Linked DNA regions of Homo sapiens: region 2 is linked to region 1. The links are chromatin loops, found by intact Hi-C in ENCODE. Cell type or tissue: K562. All regions are shown on one strand. Links, peaks and the distances in the headings refer to the core of each region. The heading gives the core; the rest is flanking DNA.

Region 1 (8,341 bases), core at 49-8,048:
CTGCAAGAAGGATGATAGCAGAGATATTTAAACGTACATTTACTATCTAGTATGTTCCTCTTGAATTCCTGTGGATTTGAAAAAAGAGAAATATAAATATCTAAGATTCCCTTAAACTATGAAATATTATTAGCTCTAGTACAGACTTGGGAAAACTAATGGTTCCCAAACAGTCTTCTGGAGAACTTGTCAAAGTTAAGAGATTTCCAAGCTCAGATGCCTCTCTTTCTGTAGGTTTAGAGTGATGCTCTGGAATCTGCTTTCTTTTTTTTTGAGACAGAGTCTCGCTCTGTCGCCCAGGCTGGAGTACAGTGGTGCGATCTCGGTTTACTGCAAGCTCCGCCTCCTGGGTTCACGCCATTCTTGTGCCTCAGCCTCCCAAGTAGCTGGGACCACAGGCGCCTGTCACCACGCCTGGCTAATTTTTTTGTATTTTTAGTAGAGACGGGGTTTCACTGTGTTAGCCAGGATGGTCTCAATCTCCTGACCTCGTGATCCGCCTGCCTTGGCCTCCCAAAGTGCTGGGATTACAGGCTTGAGCCACTGGGCCTAGCTGGAATCTGTTTTCTTAAGGACTCCAGGTAATCCTGATGCAGTAGGAACATTTTGAGAAACACCAATAAAGTTCATTTCTCACATATTAGAGAAGGAAGTGGGTGCAGAGAAGCTGAGTGACTAATCAGTGCCTCAGAATAAGCAGGCCTGGGACTAGCATTGTTTTTCCTGACTCTTCGTTCTTTGTTCTTTCTACAGAAGAGGGAATAAAGGACAAGGTGTACAGAGTGCAGTGGGATTTTATAGGAATAGTTATCATCTTAAAGTAAGTATGTGGCTTTTAATGTGGGAGCTTATGTCTAGTGAATGGTTGGCCCAGTTGTCCTTTTTGCCCTATAGAAAAATAATGTGAATATTTAAATACTCAAGTGAATGTTTAAAGGTTAAGTGAATATTTAAAGGTGAAAAGCTGAAGGTTTTAAGTAAGGTTTTGTTAGTATCAGCACTATTGTGGGCAATGTATATACAGCATTAGAATAGATGTATAGGCAGCTACTTACTTGACATGATTAGAAGGAACAAAGGTAGTTCTTGTCCTCAAATTACTACTTTCCTTTTAGGTTGCTTGTAATTTTCACTGTTGGAATTCATTTCATTAGATTAAGATAAAATCTGGAATTCTCTAGTTTAAAATTTTAAAATTAGAATATTCCTAGAGGAATATTACTTTTTTTTTTTTTTTTTTTTTTTGAGATGGAGTTTCACTTTTGTCACCCAGGCTGGAGTGCAGTGGCACAATTTCGGCTCACTGCAACCTCCGCCTTCCGGGTTCCAGCAATTCTCCTGCCTCAGCCTCCCGAGTAGCTGGAATTACAGGTGCCTGTCACATACCCGACTAATTTTTTGTTATTTTTAGTAGAGACGGGATTTCACTATGTTGGTCAGACTGGTCTCCAACTCCTGACCTTGGCCTCCCGAAGTGTTGAGATTATAGGTGTGAGCCACCACACCCAGCCCTGGAGGAATATTCTTTACCTGTTATGAGGTTAACACTTTATTTGTATCAGTTATTATTATTAGATCTAGCCTGAAAACCCATAGCCCTAAATTGGAACAGGCATGCCTGTTTTTGCACCCAAAAGTTGCCTTTTGGCCCGCCAAGCCCCCCTCTTCCTATACCAATATAAACCTGAAACCGCAGGCCCCACAAGCAGACGAGGAGATGAAGAACAGAATGACAGAATGGCTTGGCAGAGAGAAGAGAGAGTCTGAGTGCTGGGAGGAGTTCCACTGGGAGTGGTCAAAGGGGAGAACAGCTGCTTAGTGCAGGTGTCAGTCCAGAAATCAGAATGATGCCTGCACTAAGAATGTTTTGGAAAGGAGGGAAGAACACAGTCCATGTGCCCTTTACTGAGAAAAATGAAGGGTATGTTTAGGCCAGGCGCAGTGGCTCATGCCTGTAATCGCAGCACTTTGGGAGGCCAAGGCGAGTGGATCACGAGGTCAGGAGTTCGAGACCAGCCTGGCTAAAATGGTGAAACCCCCATCTCTACTACAGATACAGAAATTAGCCAGGTGCAGTAGTGAGTGTCTGTAGTCCCAGGTACTTGGGAGGCAGAGGCAGGATAATTGTTGGAACCCTGGAAGCGGACGTTGCAGTGGGCTGAGATCGTGCCACTGCGACAGAGTGAGACTTCGTCTCAATTTTTTTTTTAAGGGTATGTTTAAGAAATATCACCTTGTGGTATGGTCATGGGAAGGTTCATGTGAGTATTCTCTGGTGGCCAGAGGTTGGTAGTGTTAGCTTGCTTCGATGGCTTCCTATCACTGAGAGTGTTGGTAATGGCACTGTGGGTAATTCTGCCTAGGACCCTGCGCTTGATTAACTACTGGACTAGAGGGAGTGTCCCTGTTTTCTTACTGTCTTATTTGTTAGGGCCCGTATTTGAGCAGTGTTATCAAACATATAAGGTACGGTTCTGATCATCTAGGATATTCTAGTTTTTAAAGAGATCCACAAGTAGTATATAGTTTAAAAAAACAAGCTCTGTGGAATGATAGCAGATCATTTCCCCCTTCTCATGTTCCATAATAATAACTGTTCAGTTTTTCCTACCAGAAATGTATGCATGTGTATATATACACACACAATTATATATATTATACTTTTAGTATGTATTGTGTTAGAAAACTATGTATGATTCCATTATTTTTAAGTGCATAGACAGGTGTGTGTGTGTGTATGTACACAGTGTCTGTGTATTTAAAATCCAAACCAAATGGGATCAGACATACTAAACACACAGTTTTGCAACTTAAGCTTTTTATTTATTTAGTTAGTTTTTGAGACGGAGTCTCGCTCTTTCCCCAAGGCTGGAGTGCAGTGGCGCAATCTCGGCTCACTGCAAGCTCCGCCTCCTGGGTTTACGCCATTCTCCTATCTCAGCCTCCCGAGTAGCTGGGACTACAGGCCCCTGCCACCACGCCCGGCTAATTTTTCGTATTTTTAGTAGAGATGGGGTTTCACCATGTTAGTCAGGGTGGTCTCCATCTCCTGACCTCGTGATCCGCTTACCTCGGCCTCCCAAAGTGCTGGGATTACAGGCTTGAGCCACCGTGCCCCGCATTTTTTTTTACTTGACCTATGTTAGAAATATTTCCATGTCAGCTCACAGAGCTCCCATTTTTTAAAATTTGGGACAGAGTCTCGCTGTCACTGAGGCTGAAGTGCAGTGGCATGATCATAGTTCACTGCAGCCTTGACCTCCTGGGTTCAAGCGATCCTCTCACCTTAGCCTCCTGAGTAGCTGAGATTATAGGTGTACACCACCACACCCAGCTAATTTTTAAATTTTTTGTTGAGACATAGTCTTGCTATGTTGCCTAGGCTGGTCTTGAACTCCTGGCCTCAGTGATCCTCCTGTCTTGTCCTCTCACAGTGCAGCTGTGAGACACTGCCCAGCCTCTATTGTTCTTAATGGTCGGAAAGTATTCTGTTCTATGGTTGTACCTCTGTTTAGTCAGACTGCATTAAAGGACATTTAAGTTCATATTTTTGCTCTTTTAAACAATGCTGGTGCGTACTTCCTTGCATGTATAGTTGTGTTCTGTGAGTATTGGCCATAGGATGTCTATTTATAAGGAAAGTGGCTGGTTCACCAGGTATATGGATATTTGAATATATGTTGCCATATTGTCTTCCAGAAAAGTAGCAGTAGTTTATGCTTTCACCAGCAGTGTCTGAGAGTGTATAGTTTCTCAAATCTCACCAACACTGTTGTTACCTTAGATTTTTGTGAATGTAATAGGTGAATAATGATGTCTAGTTGTTTGGATTTGCATTTCTTTAATTATGACTGAGTTTGAACACCTTAAGTTGTACTATAAGATTTTTATTTTAAATAACAAAATAATTCATTCTTCATCAGATGTATGTTATAGTTAAAGTATTTCCTGGGGGCCAGGCATGGTTTCTCACACCTGTAATCCCAGCAATTTGGGAGGCCGAGGTGGGCTGATCACCTGAGGTTGGGAGTTTGAGACGACCCTGACCGACATGGAGAAACCCTGTCTCTACTAAAAATACAAAATCAGCCGGGTGTGGTGGTACATGCCTGTAATCCCAGCTACTGGGGAGGCTGAGGCAGGAGAATTGCTTGAACCTGGGAGGCGGACGTGGTGGTGAGCCGGAGATCACGCCATTGCACTCCAGCCTGGGCAACAAGAGCGAAACTCCATCTCGAAAAACAAAACAAAAGTATTTTTTGGGTTCCCTTTATTTCGTTACTCTGTTGATTGAATAACTGATGTTTTGATAAATTGTAAATGCCTACAGAAAAGGGGGCTCTTGTTCTTCTTCAATTGAGTGAACATTTGCATGTCCTCTGTATGAGATATGAGTCGTGGTAGAAGCTTTTGATTATAAAAGTGAATAAGGTTTGGTTACATCTGCTTTTAATGTTGAGATAGGTGTGTCAATACAGGAAAACTTGAACACAGATAAGACCATGGCCGTTAACAGTTAGAGGGGTTGACATGTGGAGAGCTAGAAGAGCACAGGAAGTAAGACAATTATGGGGATTCGAGTGTGCATTGTGGAGATGGGACTGGGTCTCGATCTTGAAGAGTGGATGGATGGGCTTTTTATGGTGGAACCTGAGGACTTGACAGTCTATTGGAGGAAGTCATGTGGGCAATGGGTGGTGGTGGGAAATGAAGGTGACTTTGAAGAATGACAGAGTCATATCCCTGGAGCATCAGATGAGGGAGAGAGGGAGGGAGAGTGAGTTTGGTATGCTCAGGGAGTGAAGGGGACACTTGTGGACATGAGAGTGGGGTTGAGTCTTAATATTATAAAGATATGAATTTGGGGCGATTGAGGGTTTTTCAGCAGGGATTAGGACAGATCTGTGGGTTGGAGGGAGGTGACACTGTAAGAAGGAGGGTTTGGAAGGCAGGACCATTCTAGATGTAATGTATAGGCATGAGGGAATACGAAGAGGTGAAAAGTGGAAGACAGATGGGAAAACCTTAAAAATATTCTTAATTATACTTTAATTTCCAACAGACCAAAGTGAGTATTTCTGGATTCAAACAGCAACATGGCCAAGTTTTTGGAGATAGGAAAAAGAGTATTAAGCTTTGTTGGCAGTATACTAAAAGGTTCTAGGAATGCAGTGATTAGGTTTTAGTGGGACATGGAGAATATGTCCTACTGAGGACCTGAAGGAACTGTTGAGGAACTGAAGATAGAATTATTATTGTAGTTCAGACCTTACATTAGGGACAGGTGGAAATAATTTGCAGCACCATTAAATATGAGCTAAAAAATAGGGCAGTGGGAGAGGGCAATGTTTGAAGCTGTGAATCTGTAAAGGAAAAGGTTGTATCATAATTCATGGTTTGGAAAATGGAGAGTAGCTGAGCATGTGAGCAGTTTCATTTTTTCTGAGCATCTTAGTATTTGCCTGAAAAAAATCTCATATTCTCTTTATTTTTTCATGTATCCTAATTGGAAGACTGGTTATTTAAAAAGCATTTATCTTGTGGAGTGATAGAACTATTTATTGAGCACCTGCTGGTGCCAAATATAGAAAAACCTGGGGCCTGGGAATCAGTGCTGAAACAAAGGCCACTCCTGTCCCTGCTATCACGGATGTTACGTTCTGGCTGGGGGAATCTTTAATAGTTCTTGAGTAGGCCTAAGGACTTAGTCTAGAATAGATACAAATTAAATTTTCCTTAAAGCGAACATAGAGTCTATAAAATGGAATAATTTTTGATGTTGCTTTTTGAAGGTCAAAAAATTTTTGTTTCATTTTAGAGTCCTTTTAACAGTTAATTTTGACTTAAAAGTTTGTTTGGATAAAAATAGGACTCTAGCCCTTAAGACAAATACTGTCTGTTGAAAAATTTATTCTGATTTGGTTATTTTCCCTCGAAAAAAACAACTGTTACCACAGTGGTGTTTTTTACTTTATCTTTACATCAAATGTTCGTTATTGAGAGACATTGCTTCTGTGATATAAAAGATTGTTTTGTAAAAGTTTGTTGAAACAACAATGGTAAGATCCTATAGGATCTCATTGAGTATTTTACAGTTTAATTTTTTTTTTTTGTATTTCGTTGTTGTGGTTCTGTAGTACAATTTAAAACATCAGTAAAGCTAGGTAAATTTACCTAGGAATTGGCCTGAAGGCCCACAGTTACTCAGCAATATTAGAGACAGCTATGCAAAGGGAGAAGCCAGGCGTTTTAAGATTCACGGGAGACAGTTTGTAGGAAGGCTGTTTGCTGAATAAGACAAAGATACAGACATGCAAAGTAAAGGATGTGGGCCTATAGGGAAGGTCAAAGAATAAGGAAAGTTCACTTGAGTGAGCAGAAATGGAAGAGGGATTTAAGCAAATAGATGAACAAGAATTGTCTCTCCTAAAAAAAAAAAACCTACACAATTATTTGATGATTTATTATGACTTTTGGGGTAGAGACCACGCTAGTCACAGGATCTGCAAGCCCTGCCACCTGGATGATCTGGCTCCAGCTGGCTCACTGCCTCTTCTCACCAGTCTCTGGATCATGTGACTGTACCGGCTCCTAGTCTTTGCATATGCTGCTTCCTTGGCTTGGGATCATCACTTCTATCAGCTCTTCTATCCCTTCTATGCGCTCTTCGTTTTAAAAATCTCATGTGTCCTTGTACTCTTCCTTCATAACGCTTATTACAGTTGATAATTTTTTAGTGCTTATTTGATTAATGCCCTCCAGAGATGAGGACCAGTAGTGTTTTGCTCTCTCTTGCAATCTCAGTGGTTGGCAGGGTGCTTGGCACATAGTAAACACTAAATAAACATTTGTTGAATGAATCAGTGAACTACATGCTTTGGTCTTTACTAGTTGGTCTCAAGGACCAAAAACCTACAGTAGGAAGATGTTTGTTGGACTAAGAGATTAGCAGGAAATATGAGAGCTTTGAGGAAAAAGGAAAAGATGAAGTTTTTTAAAGATAGGATTAGAAAGTTCTATGTAGTCAGGAGAAAGAAAATTATTCGTGGAATAATTCAACAAATGCACATGAAATGCCTACTATGTATTGAGAATTAGATACTGGAAATGTGGAGTGGAAAGATTCTGTCTTCTGTATTAAAGGAGTGTATAATTGTAGTAGTTTACTGAAATGGGGACAGTCCTTAGTGGTTGTTTGGAGCAGGTGTAAGTTGTGGAGAGGGATCAGCCTGGATCAGGATATTCTTCACTCTTCTAGCCGACACAGTGAAGTTCATTCAGCAGTTATATCTGGAATGTAGCTCTGGCATTTGTAGTAGCTTTCAGGTGCATATCGAATATAAGTGCTATAGCCAGGTGTGGTGGTCCGCAGTCCAGCTACTCGGGAGCCTGAGGCAGGAGGATCGCTTGATTCTGGGAGGTTGAGGGTGCAGTGAGCTGTGTTTGTGCCAGTGTACTCCAGCCTGAGTGAGTACACTTTGAGTGATACCCTGACTCAAAAACAAAAACAACAACAAAAATCCCTGTAGCTTTGATTATTTGTTTAAAGACTGACAGAATAGTTCATTTGGATTCTTTTTGGCTTTAACTTCAAGTTTGGACAACAGAACAAGAATGAGGAAAAGTTTGTAGTATGGACAAGTTTTCAAAAGAATGAGTCGTGTAGTTAGAAAATTGAAGCTGTTGATCTTGTCAGCTGAATGAGCTTTCTTAAAGCTTATAAAGGGATATGTTTGAATATAGTTTTATAACCTTTTTCAGTGACTAATTTCTGTAGTAAATATTTGGAAAAGCAAATCATCACATAATTCCTGCAGGTCTCTTTGTGCCTGGCTCCATGCTAAGCTCTTGGGACATAATAGTGAATCAGATGGATATTCATGGTTCCTGCCCTCATGAAGCTTGCTTTCTTTTTTTTTTTAAAAAAAAAAATTAAATTTTTTTTTATAGTGATCTCACTTTTACGGGGATCTCACTTTGTTGCCCAGGCTGGTCCAAACTCCTGGGCTCAAGTGATCCTCCTGCCTCAGCCTCATGAAGCGTAAGCCACTGTGCCTAGCAGTTGAAGCTTTCAGTTAGTCAGAACTCCCTGGAGTGAGTGTAAAGGAAAACCTGGCTTGTGGATTGGGTGAGCAGTTGTATTGATTTACTTATTTATTTATAATTTCTTGAACTTAGTTTTGGTAGCACCGTTTTAAACTACTTTAAACTACTTGTTGCTTTATTTCTGGTAACATAGGGAGTGTGGGATCACACTTACTTTACCAAGGTAAAATAAAAACTTGGATCTTCAACCTTTTGGCAGATTATTTTCTAAAAAAGGTATTCTTGTAAATCTGAG
Region 2 (8,341 bases), core at 295-8,294, 290 kb before region 1:
CAGAAAGTTTAGCTGGCATCACTTTTGAGTTCCTACATTTTGCTTCTGGCCCAGGGCTCAGTGTCCTGATCCTATTACTGCTCTTGGCACCACTACTTGTAGCACTAAACTGTAGCCAGGTTTAATTTCTAGCTCAAGGTTTGTTGCTTTTGCGTGGAGAGGGTGCCTTCACATGTTCCCCTATTTCTATGAGCTCAGCAAAAACATCCAAAAAGTGTTTTTTTTTTTAATCTAGGATATACCTTTTTCCTCCCAACAGTACATTCCCCCAGAGTGTATAGTTGACCATAACTGATGGGATCAGAAGCTCTTTATTTTAATATTTAATTTTAGTAGTATATTTTTGTTTGATTGTATTATAAAAAATTTTATGGTACCAAGCAAGCTTTCTTGGTGATACCAACATTTCCATTAAAACTAGTTTACATCTAAGTTAAGATTTGAGTTATCCTAAAGAAAAGTATTAAGTAAATAGCAGTACAGATGGCAAATGGATTGCACAATATATCCTCTGGATCCATAGTGACCCTGCAGAGATAAACCTGTGATGGTCAAACAATGTGAAAACTGCTGTCAGAGACATGGGCAGGGTGCTCTTGTTTACAGAGAAGAGGTGCAAAAATCAACTTGATGGTAGTGGGAAGATCAGGAAATGCTTCCTGAAATTGAGTATTAAGAACTAATAGACATTAGGTGGTTGCAGAATAAGTTTTGTTTAGGAAGGACAAGCAGTTGGGTATGACTGGCTTCTAGGTTGTGTGTTGTGGAGTGACTGGGGATAAAAGCAGGAGCAAGATCACAAAAGGTCTTCTATGCTTATATTAGGGAAGTTGGACTTTATTCTCAAGCTGAAGGGAAGCTGTTGCATGGTTTTAAGCAGTAAAGTGATATGATCAGAGTTTTAGAGGATGCCAAGATTGAAGGCAAGTCTGACCAGTTAGGAGACTGCTTGTTAAATTAGTTCAGAGGAGAAACAGTGAAGGCAGTGGCACTGGGCATGAAGAAGTATATGTGTGCTAATTTTAGATTTCTTAGGGAAGCAGAAATGACAAGAGTTAGTGGTCCATTGGACAGAAATATTGAAGGAGACTGGGGAGTCTAGGTTGACTCCCAGGGTTTAGGTTTGGGCAGTAAAATGACATGTAGAACAATTAACTGATAAACAGCATACAGAAAGAGGAAAGAACTTCATTTCATATGTTTGTTTTTGAGGAAAAGATGTTTGTTTTTGAACTTCCTGATTCAGAGGGGCTTGTGGGACATCTTGGTTAAGATCCTGTAGTAGTTCTAGTAGGGTCTAGAAGTCAAGAGATACAACCCCGCCTGGAAGGATTTGGGAGTCTTCAGCATTTGGAATTTTGGAAGCCATTGTTTACTGCAGTGCATATGAGATAATTTAAACTGGTACATAGATAAACACTTGAAAAAATTTTAATAGATAGGAATTTAATGTGTATGAGAAACATAACTTGCACATCTAACCTTTGATAATCATGGACATTATCACTTAGGCCAAGTGAGCTCAATAAAAGGGAAATATTAACTAAAAATATATGTGATACATGGAAATGGCAAAAATCACGGTGAAGCTATGCAAACGATGCAAGTTCAGAAAGTGCTGTGTTAAGTCATGGGTGTGGTGGATAAATTCACCCAAGGAGAGAGTAAGAGTGAGAAGAAAAGAGAGTTGACATTGGGTGGCGGGGAATGGAGAAGAAGAACCCATGAAGGAAACTGAGGAAGAGCAGCCAGACGAATAGGAGGAAAACCAGGAGAAGATGGTCTTTGGAGTCCAAATGAAGAGTTCTGAGGAGGAAGTGGTCCACAGCGTCAAGTAAGTTGTAAGCTGAAAAGTGCTCTTTGGATTTAGCAATTAAGGTAGACTATTTAGCTGGAAGCATCCAAACAGTGGATTTTAAAAATACTCATCTAACATTAATGTTAATGATAGCTGGTATTTATAGCATTTCCCATATACCTGGTACTCTTCTAAGCTCTTTACATGTATTAACAGATTGATCAGGTAGGTAGTATCGTTATCCCCATTTGATATGCGAGGAAACACAGAGGAAGCACAGAGAGGTTAAGTAACTTGCCCAAGATCACACACCCAAGGAAACAAGAGAGCCAGGACTCAAGCCCAGAGTCTTGGCTGCAGAGTCCCTGTTCTTAACCACTTTGTCACATTGCCTCTCTAGTTAAAAACAAAATACAAGGCCGGGTGCGGTGGCTCACGCCTGTAATCCCAGCACTTTGGGAGGCCGAGGCGGGCGGATCACAAGGTCAGGAGTTCAAGACCAGCCTGGCCAATATGGTGAAATCCTGTCTCTACTAAAAATACAAAAATTAGCTGGGCGTGGTGGTGGGCACCTGTAGTCCCAGCTACTTGGGAGGCTGAGGCAGGAGAATCGCTTGAACCCGGGAAGTGGAGGTTGCAGTGAGCCGAGATCGTGCCAGTGCACTCCAGCCTGGGCGACAGAGTGAGACTGTGTCTCAAACAAACAAACAAACAAACCAAAACAAAATAGAAAATAAAATATACCCCAGTGTCGTAATTACAGTACAATTGGTGCTGTGTGTGTTATCAGTGAGATTCGCTAGGCTTGAATGACCAGTATCAGTCTGCCAGGTATGAGCACATTAATTGTATTGTAATTGATGCCATGATGTGTGGGCTGTGACAGTTCTTGGCTCTTTCTGTATTTTATGCCAAAAAAATTTGTAAGACAAGTGAGATTAGCATATACCTCATATTATGTGCTATAGTTTGGGTGCTCCAGTATCTTATGTTTTCTGGTCATTGTTCACTTTTAGAGTTAAATTTTTTAAACTCTAGAAATATTCATGCAGAATAGGTCAGGTTCTAGACATTATAGATAACCAGTCTTTTGTGGAAGGTCATTAATGATCCTAATGAAAGCAGTTTCCCTTGAATGGTCGAAGTGGAAACCAAATTGTTAGGAAACTGACAGTGAATGAGAATGGAGGATTCAGATGGGTGAAAAATGAAGAGTTCTTGATGAAGTTGAAGAATGGCTGTGGTAGGAAATCAGGAAGACATGAGCCGTAATGACTCTTGGCTATGGTCAGAGAGGAGCTAATAAAGATTTAAGAACTGGTTTCGACCCAGGTAGTGATCTGAGGTGTCCCCCTGGGGTGGGAGAGCCTAGTGAGGTAGGCAGTGAAGATCATGTTAGTTGAGGAGGTTGTTAAACTACAAGGCTAGGGTATTGTGTGCATGGACCTCGATGTGGCTGGGATGATGATAGAATTTGGAGGAAAGAGAAAAACACTGAACTAGTTGCCAGTGATCTTGAAACGTGACAGTAACCAAGAGATAAATAGGTGACAATGACAGGAAAATTAGATGTAGTAAAAGAGAGTGTTTGAGAGCAGAAGCTATGGCAACTAAAGACTGGATTTGAATCCTTCCTAGCTTGGTGACATGAGCAAATTACTTGATTTAAGTGAGCATTTTCCCATCTGTACAGTGGAGATAACGATAATTGTGCCTGCTAAGAAGAATTGCTGTGAAGATTAGTGAAATAATGCATGTAAAACATTTGGTACAGTATGTGACACATAGTACAAATAGTTTGCTAGGAAGATTGTTATTATTCTTCACTTGTGATATTGTGAAGTTTTCATACAGCAAATTGGACATCATGAGATGGATTGATTAAATAAATAGATTTGAACTTCAAGGACTGGTAGTGTTCTTGCTTTGGAAAGAAGAAACTTGGTTTATCCTAATAATAGTAGGATAATAATGGTGAAGTGATAGGTACAAGTAATAGTGTTTATGATGCGCTGGTGATGATAGGAAAAGAAAGCCATTATATGGGCAAGAGCTAGAAGTAATAAAATGGTGCATTTTTCAGTGATGTTTGGCCTATGTAGCTATTCTCTGATAACTATAAAAATCCTTATTATTGAAGATTCTTCAGGAAAAAAAACCCTTAGTCTGAAACTTTACCACCAATCCCCCTTGCCCCCCATTGAAATACGTATTTTTAAAACATGGCTTTTGATAATGTGAGGGTTTTTTCCTTTTTGCGATTTAGCAGTGCTGATTGTGTATTGCAGTAGTTGTGAGAGCATTAGAAGCAGCAGTCGATAGGAGGATGGAAGGTCTGGATGCCGCCTTGGGGAGTTAGGAGATTGGCAGACTTACCCTGTACCACTCTAGCCCTACTCCTTTGCCCAAGACAGAAACACACTGAGATGGATAGGAGAATATGAGCAGTTGATAGGAAAGTTCTCAGTGGAGTCAGGATTTAGGTTAGGCCAGGAGATTGAGAATATAACAGTTTGTGTATGATGAAATGGCATATTTCACAGAATGCAGTAAAAGCAGGTAGGGTACAAGTGCAGCAACAGGAAGATGTCTTTTCTTCATTCAGCAAACACTTATTTGAGAGCTTACCATGTGCTAGGCACATACAAAGATAAATAAGATGCCCTTGATGATCCTCTATTTAAAGGAGACATGTAAACAGGTTAACTTAGAGTAGAGATGGTGAATATGTGAACCTGAGGAAAGGAAGAAATAGATTAAATTATCTGGAGAGAGAGGAAAAGTCAGCAGAATGGGGACGAGAATCTTTCGGAGCTCAGTGTTCTGATAGGAGTTATTTCCTTGGGCATAGGTTCCAAGTATTTTTCTAATATACCATAGAAGCCAGGAAAACTTTCTTCTGTTATCTCAAATGATTTAATTACTGACTTGAGTTTGTGTTGTCTCCTTAGACTTGTGCACCATGGACAATTTTGCTGAGGGAGATTTCACTGTGGCGGATTATGCCTTGTTAGAAGATTGCCCTCACGTGGATGATTGTGTCTTTGCTGCTGAATTTATGAGCAATGATTATGTTCGTGTGACTCAGCTTTACTGTGATGGGGTGGTAAGTAGGTTTGCTAATTTTTCATTTTTGACATTGTGTATTGAAGGTTTTCTGGTTTAGGGCTATCTGAGTAAAGATGTTTTTGTGGTACGTGCGTTTTGACAGGGAGGTACACATGCTGTTGAAAAGTTGATTTGAGAAGGGAAAGTAAGCACTGGCTCAAAAATAAGATTGTGGAGTGCCAGAGAATGAGTGGTGGCAAAAGGTGGTTTTCTGACAGGGCATAAGAAAAGCTCTTGGGGAGAGCCATAGAAGCAAACTCAGGTAATACTGTAAAACGGGTCTCAAATTAAGACTCTTTGGCTGAAGATGTGTTTGAAGCATATAAATAAATGCCCACTGAAAGTTCTTTGGTTAGTTCTGATAATCCTTAGATTAAAAATCAAGAACATTTTACTAGACACAAATCAAAATAATTTTCTTCTTTTTAGGGTGTGCAATATAAAGATTATATCCAAAGTGAGAGGAATTTGGGTGAGTACGTTGGTATTTTTAATGTTAATTTATGGAAAGACTACAAAGGGAGGTCCATCCATCCTGTCATAGCAATACAACAGATTTATATGCCTTTTAAAAATGTATTCTTACTAGTTTTTCACTAGAAATCAGAACTTTTCTTTGTTAAAATAGAGTTTTTGCCAGCACTTAAATATTCTTAACATTTAACAGGCTAGAATACTTCATTCATTCATTTCTTCCCTCTCCATATCCATTTTTGCCTTTTTACTATTAAGTGTTGATTCATTAAAAAAATGAGGCACAAACATTAATTTTAAACTTTTTTTTTAATTAAGAATTTGACATCTGCAGTATATGGTGTAGTAAACCAATTTCTGTCCTGCAAGATTATTGCGATGCCATTAAAATAAACATCTTCTGGCCACTTCTGTTTCAACATCAAAACAGTTCCGTAATATCACGATTGCATCCCTGTGTGGACGCCAAGTAAGTTACTATATGTTGCTCATTTTGTGTGGACAGTGATAAACATGTTACCCAATACCAAGAAATGCAAGTTCAATGGAAGGCTTATGTCTTATTCTTGTATGCTGCTCAACGTTTGTGTAATAGGGTGGAAAAAACAAATACTTGAGATTTGGATATGAATGAATAATTGTAACATAATCAGTGAAATTCTGAATAGTACTAGATGGTAGACTGGAAGCTGAGTCAGGAGGAATTAACATGGGTGTTTATAAGTATCAGTGTTATAGTGCAGAAGAGAGGAAAAAGATACAGTATTTTGTTCATTTAATAAATAGCTTAGTTATTGTTACCTAGAGTGAAGAAAAAGAGAACTTATTTTTTAATGGTTTGAGATATATAGCTAAGCATAAAGTTCAATGAATTTGTATATATGAGAATCTAATCTTTTAAAAAATAAATTTGTCTTTAAGCAATTCACGTGCTTCTGAGATAAATTTGAAGAAACTACAACATCTTGAGTTGATGGAAGATATTGTGGATTTGGCAAAGAAAGTTGCTGTAAGTGGTAGAATGTAGGTTCCCCCGAGCCCTTGGTTTAAATAATATAAGCATTTATATGGTGTTAGGCTCAAATGACTAATTTATAGCAATTAACAGGTAATGGTTTTAGTTTTGGTTAACCTGAGATAAATCTGCTGTCCATCAGTGCGTGCTCAGTATTTGAGAGATCAGGGAGATGGCTGATGTCATGGTTCTACGCTGGGGACCAGGACTGCATCTTGTCATTAAAGGATAGAAATTGGAACTTGTCACAGAAAGTGGGGTATGGGTTCATGAAAACCTTTGCCACAGGTTCTGAAAGTGATGTGCTCTATCTGTTGATATAAAATCACATCACCATCAACAAATATTTTGTCTTTGGGTAGGTAGACTTTATCAGGGCAGATTTGAGGAGGTGTCCTTCATTATGCTATTGAGATAAGTTGAGAGTTTTTGTGGTTTTTAATTTTTTTTTGAAAGCTATTGGATAGCTTTTTAAATTTCAGTTGGTTATGGAGTCAAGTGTTGTTCTTGGTACTATTAAATTTAGAAAGGGCATTCTGATGTTTATTTTCTGCAGTAGTTATTTGCAGTAACATACAAACCAGTGTACCTTTATAAAAAAAATTAAGTGCAATGAACTTTATTATTATTATTATTTTTGAGATGGAGTCACCCTCTGTCGCCCATGCTGGAGTGCAGTGACGAGATCTTGGCTCACTGCCATCTTCGCCTCCCGGATTCAAGCGATTCTCCTGCCTCAGCCTCCCGAGTAGCTGGGACTGTAGGCGCCTGCCACCATGCCCAGTTAACTTTTGTATTTTTAGTAGAAACGGGGTTTCACCATGTTGGCCAGGCTGGTCTCGAACTCCTGACCTCAGATGATCCACCCGCCTCGGCCTCTCAAAGTGCTGGGATTACCAGTGTGAGCCTGTAGAAACCTCACCTCTACTAAAAATACAAAAATTAGCCGGGTGGTAGTGGCACGTGCCTGTAATCCCAGGTAGTTGGGAGGCTGAGGCAGGAGAATTGCTTGAGCCTGGGACGTGGAGGTTGTGGTGAGCTGAGACTGCGCCACTGCACTCCAGCCTGGGTGACAGAGTGAGACCCTGTCTCAAAAAAAAAAAAAATTCACATGTCTAAAGATTATACTAAGTTATTTTACTGCTAGAACCCTATTGGAGACTATTTTGGAATTCTTGTCTTAAGATCTTAAGGGGTAACTTGGTCATGTAAATGCTTGTCGGAAGTGTACTACTGAGTACATATAGTAGTGTTCCTAAAATGTAGGCCATTTTTCCGTTAGAAAATTCAAGTAGAATTGACTGAATAAGGAAAAAATATGTCCTTTTTTTATTTTTCAGAATGATTCATTCCTTATTGGAGGCTTATTGAGAATTGGTTGTAAAATAGAAAATGTAAGTGTTAAACACTGAAACTGGCACAGCCACTGTGGATGAGTGGCAGTCATCTCACTGCTCATTTCCCCTTGCATTGGGTCCATACACTCAATGTTCTATATGTGGTATTTGGTAGTATTGACTTCTATATTTTCCTTAAGGAGACTCCTCATTTTGGGGGTTTGGATCATTTTCTCTCTTTTTTTTTTTTTTACCCATGTACATAGTGTAATTTTGAGCCTATTTTACAAGTTGATTCTTTTTCTCTTTTAGATTATTTACCTGGCTTATGTTTCCCCAAATGAAATTATTAGGCCTCTGGTATGAATATTTTTTGTTATATAATTACTAGGTAATCTCCAGATTCAATGTTAAACCAATTTTTAATGATACTGATGCCATAAACATCTATGTTTACCTTAAGCCCATTGTTAACTTTAATTTTTGAAGTTACTTTAGACATTAGAAGTACAAATAACATTTCTGTGAATTCTTGATCCTTCATGGAGATCACTGCACTGAGTGCCCATTTGCCCAGCCACATCTTCCTCTTGTTCTTTATCTCCTTAT

What was found. Peaks named below come from ENCODE experiments on the same cell type or tissue, not always from the same donor. Only the 100,000 strongest peaks of a DNase experiment are listed, where the experiment ranks them.
Region 2: a loop joins it to region 1, with 2.5 times the contacts of the local background. A loop is called at or near these places in 27 of 110 quality-filtered maps.

Annotation. Positions count from the first base shown.
Region 1 is chr21:37,374,298-37,382,638 of GRCh38, forward strand. All of the region lies in intron 1 of DYRK1A (dual specificity tyrosine phosphorylation regulated kinase 1A), which reads left to right. Among named protein-coding and RNA genes, the nearest start is that of DYRK1A, 12 kb to the left of the region's middle. In K562, for the core only: no CTCF peak of the experiment used is centred there; a DNase peak (open chromatin) is centred at 4,634; H3K4me3 peaks cover 482 bases.
Region 2 is chr21:37,082,498-37,090,838 of GRCh38, forward strand. It overlaps TTC3 (tetratricopeptide repeat domain 3), which reads left to right. Exons shown (of 46, transcript NM_001330683.2): 2 at 4,750-4,904; 3 at 5,336-5,378; 4 at 5,699-5,849; 5 at 6,302-6,389; 6 at 7,736-7,789. The coding sequence starts at 4,761. Among named protein-coding and RNA genes, the nearest start is that of TTC3, 13 kb to the left of the region's middle. In K562, for the core only: a CTCF peak has its summit at 4,824; a DNase peak (open chromatin) is centred at 4,854.